Regions from separate parts of the Homo sapiens genome. Here region 2 is linked to region 1. Evidence: chromatin loops called from intact Hi-C (ENCODE). Cell type or tissue: adrenal gland. All regions are shown on one strand. Each heading gives the region's core, and the rest is flanking DNA. Links, peaks and the distances in the headings are about the cores only. Region 1 overlaps EML1 (EMAP like 1). Region 2 overlaps EML1 (EMAP like 1).

Region 1 (7,333 bases), core at 3,253-5,752:
ATGTCACTTCTGCATTTTTAAAGAGCACTTATCTGAAAATGATTCATTACAGCTGCTCCTCTTTCCTGTCATCTTCAAGATCCAGGCTGGCACCTGTTCAGACTCAACACTAGGAGGTATTTTTCCTTCCACCAGGTTTTCTTACCGCAGCGAGCTTTCTTCCTTGAGTGGCTAATAATTTTTATACATGGTAATGTGAAAGAAACCTGGCGTGATGGCATGTGCAAAATAGGTACTTAGTAAGCGTGCTGGTGGTGGGGGTTACGATGCTATTTAATCAGTCAGTGGTTACAAAAACCCAAGGATGTTATCAAGACAGGGATGAGCAGCAATTGGATCTTGCCGAAGTTGGGATCTATCCAACTTCTCAGTCATTCCAAGAGTAGTCAGTGTGTGTCCCCCTCCCCCTTCCCATCCCTCTCCTCTTCCTCCTCTTCCCACCCTCTATTTTTCTTTCATGATCTCTCATCACAACTTTAATATTCTACTTGCTTCTGATGCTACTCTATGATATTTTAAGATATAAAATATACACTCTGGGAATGCCTCCTGCATTGCATCTGATTTTCTTTTCATGGGCTTTTAAAATCCTATTTTCTATTTCTTCTTTTGAGAAAAGGACAACAATAGATTATTATGAGATTGAATTTTGAAATTATCACTCAAGAAAGAATGAACAACTTAGTAGTAACTCCAAAATGGCAACATAATGTCTGCTCTTAGAAGCAAGGCTTTCGTTACTGAAATTAAACCAAGTTACATTTCCAGTGTATGTTCACTCCCTTCTGTGTGTAGGCCTGGGAGCAGGTACTAGCTTCAAGGATCCTGCAGTCAGTGGAGTAGACAGACTATTGGATTTAGCGTTCCAAGTGTGATGACGGTGGCCAGGGCAAGGCGCTGTGGGAGCATGGAGGAGGCCCCACTTTCTTTTACATTAAAGAGAGAAGGAAGATTGGCCCTCAGCTTTAGGGACTGGAAAGTTCCAGCAAGTTAAAAATTTGGCATAATACACAGTTTTGTTGTTGGTAATATTTTAAGAGCCTAAATGGAGGCAGATTTAATTCTATGATGAACAAAATCTGCTAGCTTTTTTGTTTGATTGGAGATGGAGTATCACTCTGTTGCCCAGGCTGGAGTGCAGTGACAGGATCTCAGCTCACTGCAACCTCTGCCTCCCGGGTTCAAGCAATTCTCCTGCCTCAGCATCCTTAGTAGCTGGGATGACAGGCGCATGTCACCACGCCTGGCTAATTTTTCTGTTTTTAGTAGAGACGAGGTTTCACCATGTTGGCCAGGCTGGTCTCAAACTCCTGTCCTCAGGTTATCCACCTGCCTCAGCCTCCCAAAGTGCTGAGATTACAGGAGTGAGCCACCATGCCTGGCCTCTGCTAGCATTTTTAAATGAACTTTTTATTTTAGGATAGTTTTAGATTTCTAGAAAAGTTGTAAGCACAGAAGGTTCCCATAGACCCAGTACCCAGTTTCCCCTGTTATTACCGTCTTACATTAGTATGGTACATTTGTCACAACTAATGGATCAATATTAATACATTATTATTAATTAATGACCATGCTCTATTGGGATTTCCTTAGTTTGTCCCTTAAGCCCTTTTGGTTCCAGGTTCCCATGCAGGATAACACATTATCTTTAGTTACCCTGGCTCCTCAGCCTCCTCCAGGCTGACAGTCTTCCTTGTTTTTGATGATCTTGACAGTTTTGAGGAATACCTGTTAGAGGGTTCATTGACTATCCTTCACCTTGGCTTCGCCTGATGTTTTTCTCATGGATAGACTCAGCTTATGGGCTTTAGGGAGGAAGGCACAGAGGTAAAGTGCCATTCTCATCTTATCAGCACATCCCGTCCAAGGGTGCATGCTATCAACATGGCTCATCACTGTGGTTGTTGACCTTGGCCATCTGGCTGAGGGGGTGTTGGTCAGGTCTCTCCACTGGAAAGTAACTTCTCCCCCAACTTCGTCATGTGGCTGTTAGAAGGAAGTCAGTATGTGCCAGCTACATTTAAGGAGTGGCAGATTATATTTTACCTTCTTGAGGGTGGGGTAGCCACATAAATTATTCAGAATACAGCTGTATGGGGATTTGTCCGTTCTCTTCATTTATGTATTTACCCAATCATTTATTTATATATACTGTAGCATAAACTTACAGATACTCGTTGTGTACTTTGGGTTATAATCGAATACTATGTTATTTGTTTTGTGGCTCAAATTGTTCCAGCTTTGGCCTTTGGGAGCTCTTTCAGTTAGGTTTTGTGTCCGTTTGACTTGCCCCCACCAAAATAGTGTCTTTTGGTTTTGTTGTTGTTGTCTGAGCACTTCTTTACTTTCTGGCACCACAGAAGACTCCAGATTCATGTGCTCCCTGCCCCAGCCGTACGTGCTGCTGCTTCCCCTGAAGGCATGCTTTCTTCTGCTGTAGAATGGCCTTGGAAACCAAGGTTTGGGCATTAGGTGTCATTGCTTTAGGCCCTGTCAGCAGACAGAGCTCAGAAACATGTGTTTATACTAACCTGTGTGTGTGGGTGTCTATGTATGTATTTATACTTACATGTCTGCATCTGTGTTAAGGGAAACCTGAGTCCACACTGATGTCTCTACTCTAGTGGCACATGGTTCATTCCCGCCATCTGCCCTTGCTTATCCATCACCTCCCTCTCCAACAGTGAGAGACCTGCCGCTGCCATCCTCCATCCTTTTATGTAATTGTTCCATCCTGATGTTCCTGTGTAGTGGTTTCAGAATTGTTAGCCTCCACCTTTGTGGGAAGCACCCTTACTAACTAGAATACAGTGCTGATGCGCAGTTCCTGTTATCTTTAGTTTTACAGTCTCTACTCATTTCCAAAATGACTTAGGTCAGCATCTTCCTGCCCCCCACTACCTTCAGTGAGGTTGTCATATGTTTGTCATACAATCTTCATTCCATCATGGGGTTTCCCTGTCTCCTAGATGGTTTTACTTGCATACTTCAAGGTTCACTCTTGGTGCTGTAAGGGTCTCTGGGCTTTGACAAGGCATCATGTCACATATGCCCCATGATGGTATCTTACAGAATAGTTTTATCACCCTAGAAGACTTCCTGTATGTCACCTATTCAGCCCCTGCCCTGCAACCTCTGACAGCCACAAATCGATTTTCTGTCTTTAGTTTACCTTTACTCAAATGTCATATAAATGCAATCATACAACATGGAGCCTCTCAGACTTGCTGCTTTCCCTTAGCAATGTGGATTTCAGATGTGGTTTGCTTCATTCCTTTTATCACCAACTCATATTCCATTGTATGGATGGGTCAGTTTGTTTATCTGTTCACCTATCAGAGGACATCTTGGTCGCTTCCCGTTTTTGACGATTGTAAATAAAGCAGCTCTAAATATTTACATGCGGGTTTGTGTAGACATAAGTTTTCAGATCAATTGGGTAAATACCTAGTGTCAGTACAATTACTGGATCATATGGTGAAACTATATTTAGCTTTATAAGAAACTGCCAGACTGTCTTCCACAGTGGCTGTACTATTTTTCATTCCCACCAGCAAGGAATGAGAGTTCCTGTTGATCGGCATCCCGGCCATCAATTGGTATTTTGTCTGTCTTTTTGGATTTCAGCCATTCTAATAGGTGTATAGAAGTATCGCATTATTGTTTTAATTTGCATTTCCCTAATGACAAATGACGTTGAGCATCTTTTCATATGCTTATTTGCCATCTGTATATGTCTTCTTTGGTGAAGTGTCTTTTCAGATCTTTTGCCCATTTTTTTAATTGGGCTGTTTGTTTTCTTACCATTGAATTTGAAGAGTTCCTTTTATGTTCCTTATACAAGTCTTTTATCAGATACGTGATGTGCAAATATTTTCTCCCAATCTATGCCTTGTATTTTAATCCTCTTAAGTTCTTTTGCAAATTTTTAAAAATGTTAATGAAGTCCAAACTATCAATTTTTTTCTTTCATGGATTGTGCTTTTGGTATTATATCTAAAAACTCATCACCAAACCACTTTCTTCTAGAAGTTTTATAGTTTTGCATTTTAAATTTAGGTTTATGGGCTGTTTTAATTTTTGTGTAGGGTGTGAGGTTAGTGTCTAGGTTGCCTTTGTTGAAAAGATGATCTTGGCTGGGCATGGTGGCTCTCACCTGTAATCCCAACACTGGGAGGCCGAGGCAGGCGGATCACCTGAGGTCAGGAGTTCGAGACCAGCCTGGCCAACATGGCGAAACCCCATCTCTACTAAATATACAAAAATTAGCTGGGCATGGTAGCCAGCACCTGTAATCCCAGCTACTCAGGAGGCTGAGGTAGGAGAATCGCTTGAACCCAGGAGACCGAGTTGGCTGAGATTGTGCCACTGCACTCCAGCCTGAGCAACAAGAGTGAAACTCTGTCTCAAAAAAAAAAAAAAAAAAAGAAAAGATGATCCTTTCTCCAAGGAATTGCCTTCATACCTTTGTCAGTGCTGCTGGTGTTTCAAAATTCATGTCCTTTTCCTTTCTACTTAGCTTATGTTCTGTAAAACAGTGGTCTCCAGCCTTTTTGGCACCAAGGAAATTGTGGAAGATGATTTTTCCACAGAAGTGGGGCGGGTGGTGGGGATGGTTTTGGGGCTATTCAAGCATGGTACATTTATTGTGTACCTTCTTTCTTATTATTTATTGTGTACCTTCTTTCTTACTATTACATTTTAATATATAATGAAATAATTATACAGCTCACCATAACGTAGAATCAGTGGCAGTCCTGAGCTTGTTTTCCTGCAACCAGATAGTCCCATCTAGGGTTGATGGGAGACAGCGACAGATCATCAGGCATTAGATTCTCATAAGGAATGCTCAACCTAGATCCCTCGCATGCACAGTTCACAAGAGTTTGCACTCCTATGAGAATCTAATCTGATCTGACAGGAGGCAGAGCTCAGGTGGTAACATGAGTGATGGGTAGCAACCGTAAATAGAGATGAAGAGTTGCTCACTCGCTCACTGCTCACCTCCTCCTGCTGTGTGGCCTCATCTTCCTAACAGGCAGTTGAGGACCCCTGCTGTAAAATGTTACCTTTGCAAAGGGGAACTTTCTGATATTATTTTCTGCTTGTCTTACAGCAAGACCACTGATGCAGACCCTGCCTTTAAGAACCACGGTCAACAATGGCACTGTGTTACCAAAGAAACCTACTGGCTCTCTACCATCCCCCTCCGGGGTCAGGAAAGAAACTGCTGTGCCAGCAACCAAAAGGTGAGCCAGAAGCAGGGCCTTAAATGAACTCTCAAAGCAGTTCTCTCTTAGATTCCAACATGAGTATTACTTTTTAAAATGACATTGTACAATTTCTTCTGTGAGTTAAAGCTTATAAAAGTCCAACATTTTATATGGTGCCATAACAAGAACTAGTTAAGTTTATTATTATTCTTGTTTTAGATTTACTTGTGTTGCCTTTGAAACCTCACTGGCTAAAACCACAGTGTGGTGTTTTGTATTTTTACTTAAAGTTCTCTTTTGAAAAAACAAATGTTAGTATAACCTGGGTAAAAATAAATAGCTGTTCCCAAGTCCATACTGGGAACATGGCAAAATTCAGATTGCCATAGCAACCTTAGATTTTTCTCTATGCAATTTGGATAAGCTCATACTTTCAAAATGTACCCAACAATGGAGTCTAAATATTGATGTTATCTGTCACAAAGAGCACAGTTTGCTCTTAACTTTGCTATTATTTTGTAATTATCATTTAAAGATTTTTATATTTTAGGGCCAGGTGCAGTGGCTTACACCTATAATCCCAGCACTTTGGGAGGCCAAGGTGGGCGGATCACTTGAGCTCAGGAGTGTGAGACCAGCCCACCTTAACCATTTTTAAGTGTAGAGTTCAGTAGTGCTGGCCGGGCTTGGTGGCTCATGCCTGTAATTCCAGCACTTTGGGAGGCCAAGGCGGGCAGATCATCTGTGGTCAGGAGTTCGAGACCAGCCTGACCAACAGGCGAAGCCCTATCTCTACTAAAAATACAAAAATTATCTGAGCGTGGTGGCACATGCCTGTGATCCCAGCTACTTGGGAGGCTGAGGCAGGAGAATCGCTTGAACCTGGAAGGCCAAGGTTGCAGTGAGTCAAGATTGCACCATTGCACCCCAGCCTGGGTGACAAGAGCAAAACTCCATCTCAAAAAAAAAAAAAAAAAAAAAAAAAAGAGTTCAGTAGTGTTAAGTATATTCACGCATCTATTGTTGTGCAACAGATCTCTAGAACTTTTTCATCAGGCAAAATAGAAACTCTAGACCCATTAAATAGTAACTCCCCTCTACTCTCCCCACTGCCCTTGGCAACCACCTCTCTACTTTTTGTTGCTATGATTCTGACTACATTAGGTATTTCCTAGGAGTGGGATCATCTAAGTAGTGCTTGTTCTTTTGTGACTGGCTTACTTTGTTTAGCATGATGTCCTCGACATGCATCCATATTGTAGCATGTGACTGATTTTAAGGCTGGATAATATTGCATTGTGTGTATATATCATATTTTGCTTTTTATCTTAATTTTAGGTTCAGGGGGTATGTGTGCAGGTTTGTTACAAGGGTATATTTGTGATACTGAGGTTTGGGCTTCTGTTGATCCTGTTACCCAGATAGTGAAGATAGTACCAAATAGGAAGTTTTTCAACCCTTACCCACCTCTCTCCCACCCTCCTTTTGGAGTCCCCAGTGTCTCTTATCCCCATCTTTATCATATTTTGTCTATACATTCATCCATCAGTGGCTATTCTGTACCATTTATCTGCACATCTGTCCTTATGGCCAATACCCTACCATCTTGATTACTATTGCTTTTTAGTATGTTTTAAAATCAGGAAATGGGAGGCCCCCAACTGTATTCTTCTTTTTCATGATTGTTTTGGCTATTTAGGGTCCCTTGATATTCCATATGAATTTTAGGATAGTTTTTTTCTATTTCTGCAAAAAAATGCCTTTGGGATTTTGATAGAGATTGCATTAAATCTGCATATCACTTTGAGTAGCATGGAGATTTTAGCAATATTAAGTCTTCCAATCCATAAACATAGGATGTCTTTCTCTTTTTTTGTATTTTCTTTTAGCAAAGTTTTGTAGTTCTCAGTGTATGAGTCTTCTAACTCCTTGGTTAAAGTTATTCCTAAGTATTTTATCCTTTTTGATGCTTCAGTAAATAGAATTAATTTCTTAACTTCCTTTTCAGCTTGGTCATTGTTATTATATAGAAATGCATCTGATTTTTGTGTGTTGGTTTTGTACCTGAAACTTTGTTGAAATTATGTATTAGTCCTCACAGTTTTCTTCTGGAATCTTTA
Region 2 (7,333 bases), core at 2,149-4,648, 55 kb before region 1:
TGAAGTTACAGAATCCTAAACTGAATGTTTAACTAAAAGGTTCAAAGCCCTGGGCAAGAAGTGGGATAATTACCTGCACATTTGAGGCTGTCAGAACGCCTGAAGATGTGTCACCGGATCACACCCACGTGCATTACAAGCAGCCCTGCTCAGCCTCCTGTGTAAAGTTTTGGTATCCGATCTCCAGAATCTTTTTTTTTTTTTTTTTTTTTTTTGAGACATTCTTGTTGCCCAGGCTGGAGTGCAGTGGCGTTAATCTCGGCTCACCGCAACCTCTGCCTCCCGGGTTCAAGCGATTCTCCTACTTCAGCCTCCCGAGTAGCTGGGATTACAGGCATGCTCCACCACACCCAGCTAATTTTGTATTTTTAGTAGAGATGAGGTTTCTCCATGTTGGTCAGGCTGGTCTCGAACTCCCAACCTCAGGTGATCTGCCCACCTTGGCCTCCCAAAATGCTGGGATTATAGGCATGAGCCACTGCGCCTGGCCAGTCTCTGGAATCTCTAATGGAAAGTGTGCTCCTTCCCCCAAGCAAGAGCCAGTACAAGACCACTCTCAAGAAGGGTAGTGCCAAGTATGAGGAGACAGGGCATGGATTCAGAGCTGCCCTTCACACCCAAGCACAGCAACACTGGCTGCTCTGACAAGCCAAGAAGGGTGACAAGTGTCTAAGCTCTTTTAGGAATGGAGAGCTGGGAAAAAATTTAGAGCTGTTTAGAAAAATGATGAGGGGCATATGTTTGCTAAAGAAATTTCATGACATATGCCTTCTGATCGCCAATAACATGCATTCTCTCCCAATTAGCTAAGAATCTAAGAAGAGAAACAGCAGATGCAGGACCCGGGATCTAGGAAGGATCTGGACTGGAGTCTTGGAATATCTCTGAGTTTTTGTTTTTTTTTAAGGATTGCTTTTGTACGTTTGGCACCGTTTGATGCCGTGAACGCCTGATTGGAGCATCTCATTTGCAGGACTGTTTAAAGAGACAAGCAGGCACAGGCTGCACACGTGCAGACGAATAATGAACTCTTGAGAATTAGCACAAAAGATTACGTGCATTCTTTCGTGATCCTCTGTAATCTACCACCAAATTACTTTCCCAGAGTTGGAGTGCATAGGCTTTGGAGACAGACACATCTGGGTTGCAGCCTTGATTCTGCTGTTCAATGAAATGACTGTGTGAACTTGGATAATTACTTATTCTTTCCTGGCCTCAGTTTCCTCAGCTCTAACAAGGAGAGCTGGCTGCAAGGCGATTCTAGAGAGTCCTGGCAGGAAGCAATGGTGCCCTCAATGGCCAATTTAAGGCGATTGTGACAAAGTCACTGTTGTGAAGGTTGGTGCAAGGTATAGGGAGACCACAAGGGCTGGGGTAGTGGCCAGGACTGGTACAGCAGGCACAGTCCCACCCTAGGCCTGAAGGGGCAGAGGGGCAGTTACCAGACCTGGGTTCAGAGAGGGCTGGGTGGACAGAGCCGCCAGACAGGAGCTGTGACAGCAACCCTACCCCAGGAAGAAACCCTGACCTCACTCCCCTCCCTCCTTCCCCTCCACTGCTCCTACCCAAGGGGAAGCCTGTTGATGCAGCCCACGCAGGGGAGAGAGGGTGGAGACGGGGTCTGCAGGGCAGGCTTGAGAGCTCCAGCACAGCGTTGTCTAGAATCAAGATGCTAGGACTTAGTAGTAAGTGTCACCTTAGTGTTGTCTTGATGGTTACAGCTGGGTTGACTTATCCTCATTCCTGATGCCTAGTAGGTATCTCATAAATGTTAGATTTGTGGTCTTACCACACCCCTCTGCTTACTGTGTGCCAAGAGTTTCCAGGACTCTGTGGTCATGCTTTATCAGTCACGAGCCCCTCCTTTTTCCGTATTTAAATACTGTTCATGCCTTAAGACCCGGCCTACAGACTATCCCTGGGGTGAAGTCTTCCCTCATCTGTCCCGGATTACTTGGTCTTTCCTCTGCGTTTCTGAATTATGATACATACCCCTCTGATCACTGCTGGTTTCCCTCTGCCCTGCACCGTGGTCAGCTGTGAGGGCCTTTGTTGCCACCATCAGCTAGTGAGTTCCTTGAGGGCAGGGGCGCTGTGTTGTCTTTTTCTTTCGTTTGCTTCTTTCCCCTGCTCTGCACAGTGCCTCGCAGGGAGTTTGTCTCCAGTACATTCTTGTTGAATGAAAAATCAGATGCTGAAATTATGCAAAGAGCTGTGTTATCTTTAAATTATTATAAGAGACAAGGAGAGAACTTCTGGATCCTGAGAAGCTTTTCAGTAATACCAGAAACATTTCTTCATTGTGTACGGTAATAAAATAACACACAGTCATAGGTGGCAAAGCCTCCTAATTACTGTAGGTTGGAGTCAGAGTGTAAGAACTTCCAGCATTCATGGATCACATATATTATATACGTATTTAGTGAAAAACAATATATATTATTTAATTTTGTTTATTTTTCTATTTTTGTTCAAAATGGTCTCTAAATGCAGGCCAACCACGGTGTGTATTTAACTCCCCAAACAGGAATCTATTCCAGTCTTGGAGGGATTTGCTGAGAGATGATACAGTTTACACAAAACCACGTATGCTCCACACTGTGGACTATCTGGGGAATTTTTCAAGAGTAATTTCAACACACTCTATTTTCCATCCAATTCACTGCCCTTAGAACATAACCCCAATATAAAATGATCTCCTTTCTAATATTTTACAGTTTTTAAAGCACCTTCAGATCTGTTTCTCACTTAATTCTCACAACCAAACTCTAAGGTAAGTAAAATACTACTTTATCATATTTATCTTACATGTAATCAGGGAAGCTGATGGGTGCTGAGTAACTTAGCCAAGGCCAAATAGTTCAGTGAGGACCACATCTCGATCCTAGGTCTCCCGAAAAAAACCCCAGGTTTCTTTGAACTATACCAAGTGGCTTTCTATTTGTTGTCTTCATGTTAGCATCCGTGTTGACCTGGTAATCTATACCTTTATAAAAAGAGAAAATACGCTATAGATAATTGAATTTTTGCAAATTTTGTTATTTTTTTCCCTGCACCTTGAAAATTGTTATGCCCTGCTTTAAGAAACCCCGACATTCTGTAACATTTTCTGAACATTTTCAATTCCCCTATCTGCTTAAATATCATATTTATCAAACTTTGACCTTGTTCTTCAGGCCACATTGTAGGTAAAGTGGCTTGTTTTTTATTTTATTTATTTATTTATTTAATTCCTCTTCTCCCTCAAAGCACAATCTGCTGTATGTTAAAGGGGCGGGGAAGCTGCTGACTTTGCAGTAGCGCATACTTACTCACGCAATTTTCCATTCTGGCTGAAGTAAGGGATGAGACAGCATGCCCAGAAGCTGTGTCCAGCACTTGGACAGGCGCCCTGGTCGGCACCCTGGGAACCTCGGCCGTGCACTGCCAGCTTTCTGGGTCCATCCCAGCCCTGGGTGTATGGCAGATGCCTTGAGATTTAACAGCCCTTGAGTCAGGCCTGCAACGTCTTATCTGCGATTTCAACATCCAGAAAGCTGTGAAACCCAGATGTTTTTTGGTAACTTGTTTGCTAGTTGGATTTGGCCTGATCTGAAATCATTTGATGGGTGGGGAGAACTCCTCTGAATTGAAACATGTGGCTTTTAATCGTTTGTGTTCATTTCTTTTAGTGTGAAAGTTCTGCTTTTCTGTAGAGGTATTTTTGAATGTGACTATGGGTCTTGTCCTAGGCCCTTCTGGGATATTGGCTAATGTATGGTGTATGCCCTGGACTTCCGTTTTAAAGTCTGAATCTGAGTTCAAAAACATTTCAGGCCCCAGGGATTTGAGGAAGGGTTTCCAGACCAGTATAACCAGACAGCCGAGCCGGCCCTGTACCGCGTCTGGTTCCTGGGTGGTTCCTGCTGCAATGCGGCCCAGTCAGGGCACTGCTGCTGACTTGTATCTGCGGACACTCCCCAGTGTTTGAGTGATGTTTACGTGGAAGCCTGGCGTGTAGGAAGCTGGCGCCCCTGGGGGAACTGCAAGGCCATTTTACAGCATTCACCTGTCACCGTGTCCTTCAGAACCAGCCAGATGCTACAGAGCCAGGCTGTACCAGAGTCCAGGCCCATGAAAACAAAGTTCAGGGAGACTCTGTTGACTTTGCTAAATTCATGGGTTCCTTCCTTCCTTCATTTCTTTGTTCAACAGGAATTTATGTATCTGCCATAAGAAGACCTGTGCTTGGCTTGTGAAAAGTAGCAGTGACACTTCACATGAGTGTAACATCTGCGGTTTATGGTTTTGTTGCAGTGTTTCATTTCGTCCTCGCAACCATTCAGTGGACCAGCTGGTGTTGGCCCTTTTCATAGATGAGGAAACTGAGGGCTAAATAGCTTCTCCACATCTGCAGATTCCAATCCTCGTGGCTTTTCCTGTTCTGCGGCTTTCATAGGCCCTCTGCATTATTTGTTAAGACTCAGCTATTTTCTAACCCCAACCCACTTGAAGCAGTGGCTTTTTCAGATACCCGGGACAAATCACGTGACCTTGTGGCTCAGTTTTCTATGCCATAAAGTGGGATTCCTTCCTAATCCTTGCAACTCTTAAGTGAAATAATCTATGTGACTGCTTTGTGAATTGTGAAACTCAATCTGGTGACTATAGTTAATAATAACATATTACATGTTTCAAAATTGCTAAAGGAGTGGATCTTAAATGTTCTCAGCACAAAAAAATGATACATATGTGATGTGATGGGTATGTTAATTAGCTTGATGTAATCATCCACATACATATACATGTATCAAAGCATTGCATTGTACCCCCTAAATATATACAATTATTGTCAGTTAAAGAAAAAACTCTGATCACATGGTAAAGTATTTCTGATTCTTCTTCCTCTTTTCCTACATCCAGATATGTCTGTCTGGGATCCCATATGGTGGTTCTCCCCGTCTCTTATGATGTTCACCTCATACACGGTTGACCCTTGAACAACGCAGGGGTTAGGGGGTGCTGAGCCCTAGCACAGTTAAAAATTCATGTATAATAGGGGTTTTTTTTTTGTTTTTTTGGGTTTTTGTTTTTTGAAACAGGGTCTCGCTCTATCACCCAGGCTAGAGTGCAGTGGTTGATCACAGCTCACTGCAGCCTTGACTCACTGGGCTCAAGTGATCCACCCACGTCGGCCTCCCAAAGTTCTGGGATTACAGGTTCGAGCCACTGTGCCTTGTGTTGAGTGTAACATTTGACTCCTCAAAGTCTTAACTACTAACAGCTTACTATTGACCGGAACCTTACCAATAATACAAGCAGTCGATTAACACATATTTTGTATGTTATATGTATTGTATACTGTATTCTTACAATACAGTGAGCTAGGGAAAGGAAAATGTTACTAAGAAAATCAAGCCGAGTTGGGTGGCTCATGCCTGTAATCCCAACACTTTGGGTGGCCAAGGCGGGAGGATCACTTGACCCTAGGAGTTTTAGATCAGCCTGGGCAACACGATAAAACCCTGTCTCTACCAAAAAAAAAAAAAAAAAAAAATTAGCCAGGCTTTGTGGCACGAACCTATAGTCCCAGCTACTTAAGAGGCTGGGGTGGAGGATTGCTTGAAACTGGAAGGTTGAGGCTGCAGTGAGCCAAGATCACATCCCTGCACTCCAGACTAGGCAACAGGAATGAGACTATGTCTCAAAAAGAGAGAGAGAGAGAGAAAGGAAGGAAAGAAAGAAAATAAAGAAAAATCATAAGGAAGAGAAAATACATGTACTATTCATAAGTGGCAGTGGATCATCACAAAGGTCTTCAACCTCATTGTCTTCACATTGAATAGGCTGAGGAGGAGGAAGGGTTGGTCTTGCTGTCTCAGAGGTGGCACAGGTGGCAGAAAATTCCTGTGTAAGTGGATCTGCGCAGTTGAAACCCACAGTGTTCAAGAGTCACCCGTACTTATTTCTCTACTCTCCTGTCTGACATCTCAAGAGCTAAGCCCCCTTGGTATTCATTCATCTTTGAGAACTCTGCATTGCCTAGTTTAATAGGTGAACAGTACGTGTGTGTTGGAGTTTGTACAGTGGGGAGATGTATTGCTGGTAATTCAGGGGGTTAGGGTTGCTGATGCAGTCAGGGAGGCCTGACTGTGCATGCCCAGCCCCTTCATCACCAGGCGCCATGTGGGTGCCCAACCAAAGACATTCATGAGGCTGTCTCTCTGTGATAACGAAACAGCTGGACATACACTGAGAAAGGAAGTCAGCCAAATGAATATTTTCTAACCTAACTCTAAAAAGGTAGATGCCAGGCAGCATCCAGGTGACGATGCTTTTTTGAGGCTGACATAGTGGTACACAGCATTGAGGTGCTGTCAGATCTCTTCCCTGCCGTCCACCTCCCAGTGACCATTCCTCGGCTGCACAATGCGCCTCCCCACATGCATTGTCCCACGGCCCTCCCTGTACAATCGGCTCTTCACTTTGCCTGGCTCAGAGGTGTCTTCCATACCAAAGAGGCTCAGAGTGTCAGGATTTAGGGGAGGTTGGAAGCAGGTGGGGTAGGGAGGGGAGTCAGCCTTCCTCCTCTGCAGGGTTGCAGAAAGTTTCAGGGGTCAAGGAAATAATAAACACCTTTGAATAGAGGCTCAGAATTGTTTGTTTGGAGTTCCCAGTGACTAGTATCTCAGCTGCCAACAGCTTTGGTGCAATTTACTTTTCTTTAGCTGAACATTCTTACGTGGTTTTAAAAGCAAGTAAACAGATAAAGTGTTTCTAAGTGTAATAATTCTCTTTCCTGATGCATAGCTAACAAGCAGTGAGCAGGCAGAGGGGCCCTAAACCAAAGGCTCTCTCATTTACTCTGTAAAAAATCTGTTCCACACTGCGTAACCTCCACATCCTTCTCCTAAGGCTGAATAAATTGGGTGCCACCCTTTGAAATGTAGTACTCTGTTTGGCCCAGGAACCGTAGTTAGCCGTCTTTCTTGAGGAAAGCTGATTAATCTTGTTTTGCCAAGCAGAAGGATTATGGGTATGGCTGAACCAGTTTTGTACGCTTTGAAATATCAGCCCTGTCAATTTTGTGTTTCTCAGTGAGGGAGGAACAGGGGACGGTCTCACGCAAGAGAAATCCTGGCTTTTGATTTAAGGAAAAAACCCCCAGCCACTTAGCTTTTTTTCTTTTTAATCATTATCTTCAAGACAAAAATTCAAATACCCTAACATGTACAATTATATAGTGTTTTTGTTGTAGAAAATATCATTTGGTAGATTATCAAGACTGACAAAAATAACTATCTTTACCTATTAAAAACGATTGAGATGGCCAGGTGTGGTGGCTCACGCCTGT

The links. Peaks named below come from ENCODE experiments on the same cell type or tissue, not always from the same donor. Only the 100,000 strongest peaks of a DNase experiment are listed, where the experiment ranks them.
Region 2: a loop joins it to region 1, with 1.9 times the contacts of the local background. A loop is called at or near these places in 7 of 110 quality-filtered maps.

What each region holds. Positions count from the first base shown.
Region 1 is chr14:99,860,398-99,867,730 of GRCh38, forward strand. It overlaps EML1 (EMAP like 1), which reads left to right. Exons shown (of 22, transcript NM_004434.3): 3 at 5,117-5,249. Among named protein-coding and RNA genes, the nearest start is that of EML1, 71 kb to the left of the region's middle. In adrenal gland, for the core only: no CTCF peak of the experiment used is centred there; no DNase peak of the experiment used is centred there.
Region 2 is chr14:99,806,126-99,813,458 of GRCh38, forward strand. The region is part of intron 1 of EML1 (EMAP like 1); the gene reads left to right. Among named protein-coding and RNA genes, the nearest start is that of EML1, 16 kb to the left of the region's middle. In adrenal gland, for the core only: no CTCF peak of the experiment used is centred there; a DNase peak (open chromatin) is centred at 3,426; H3K27ac peaks cover 818 bases.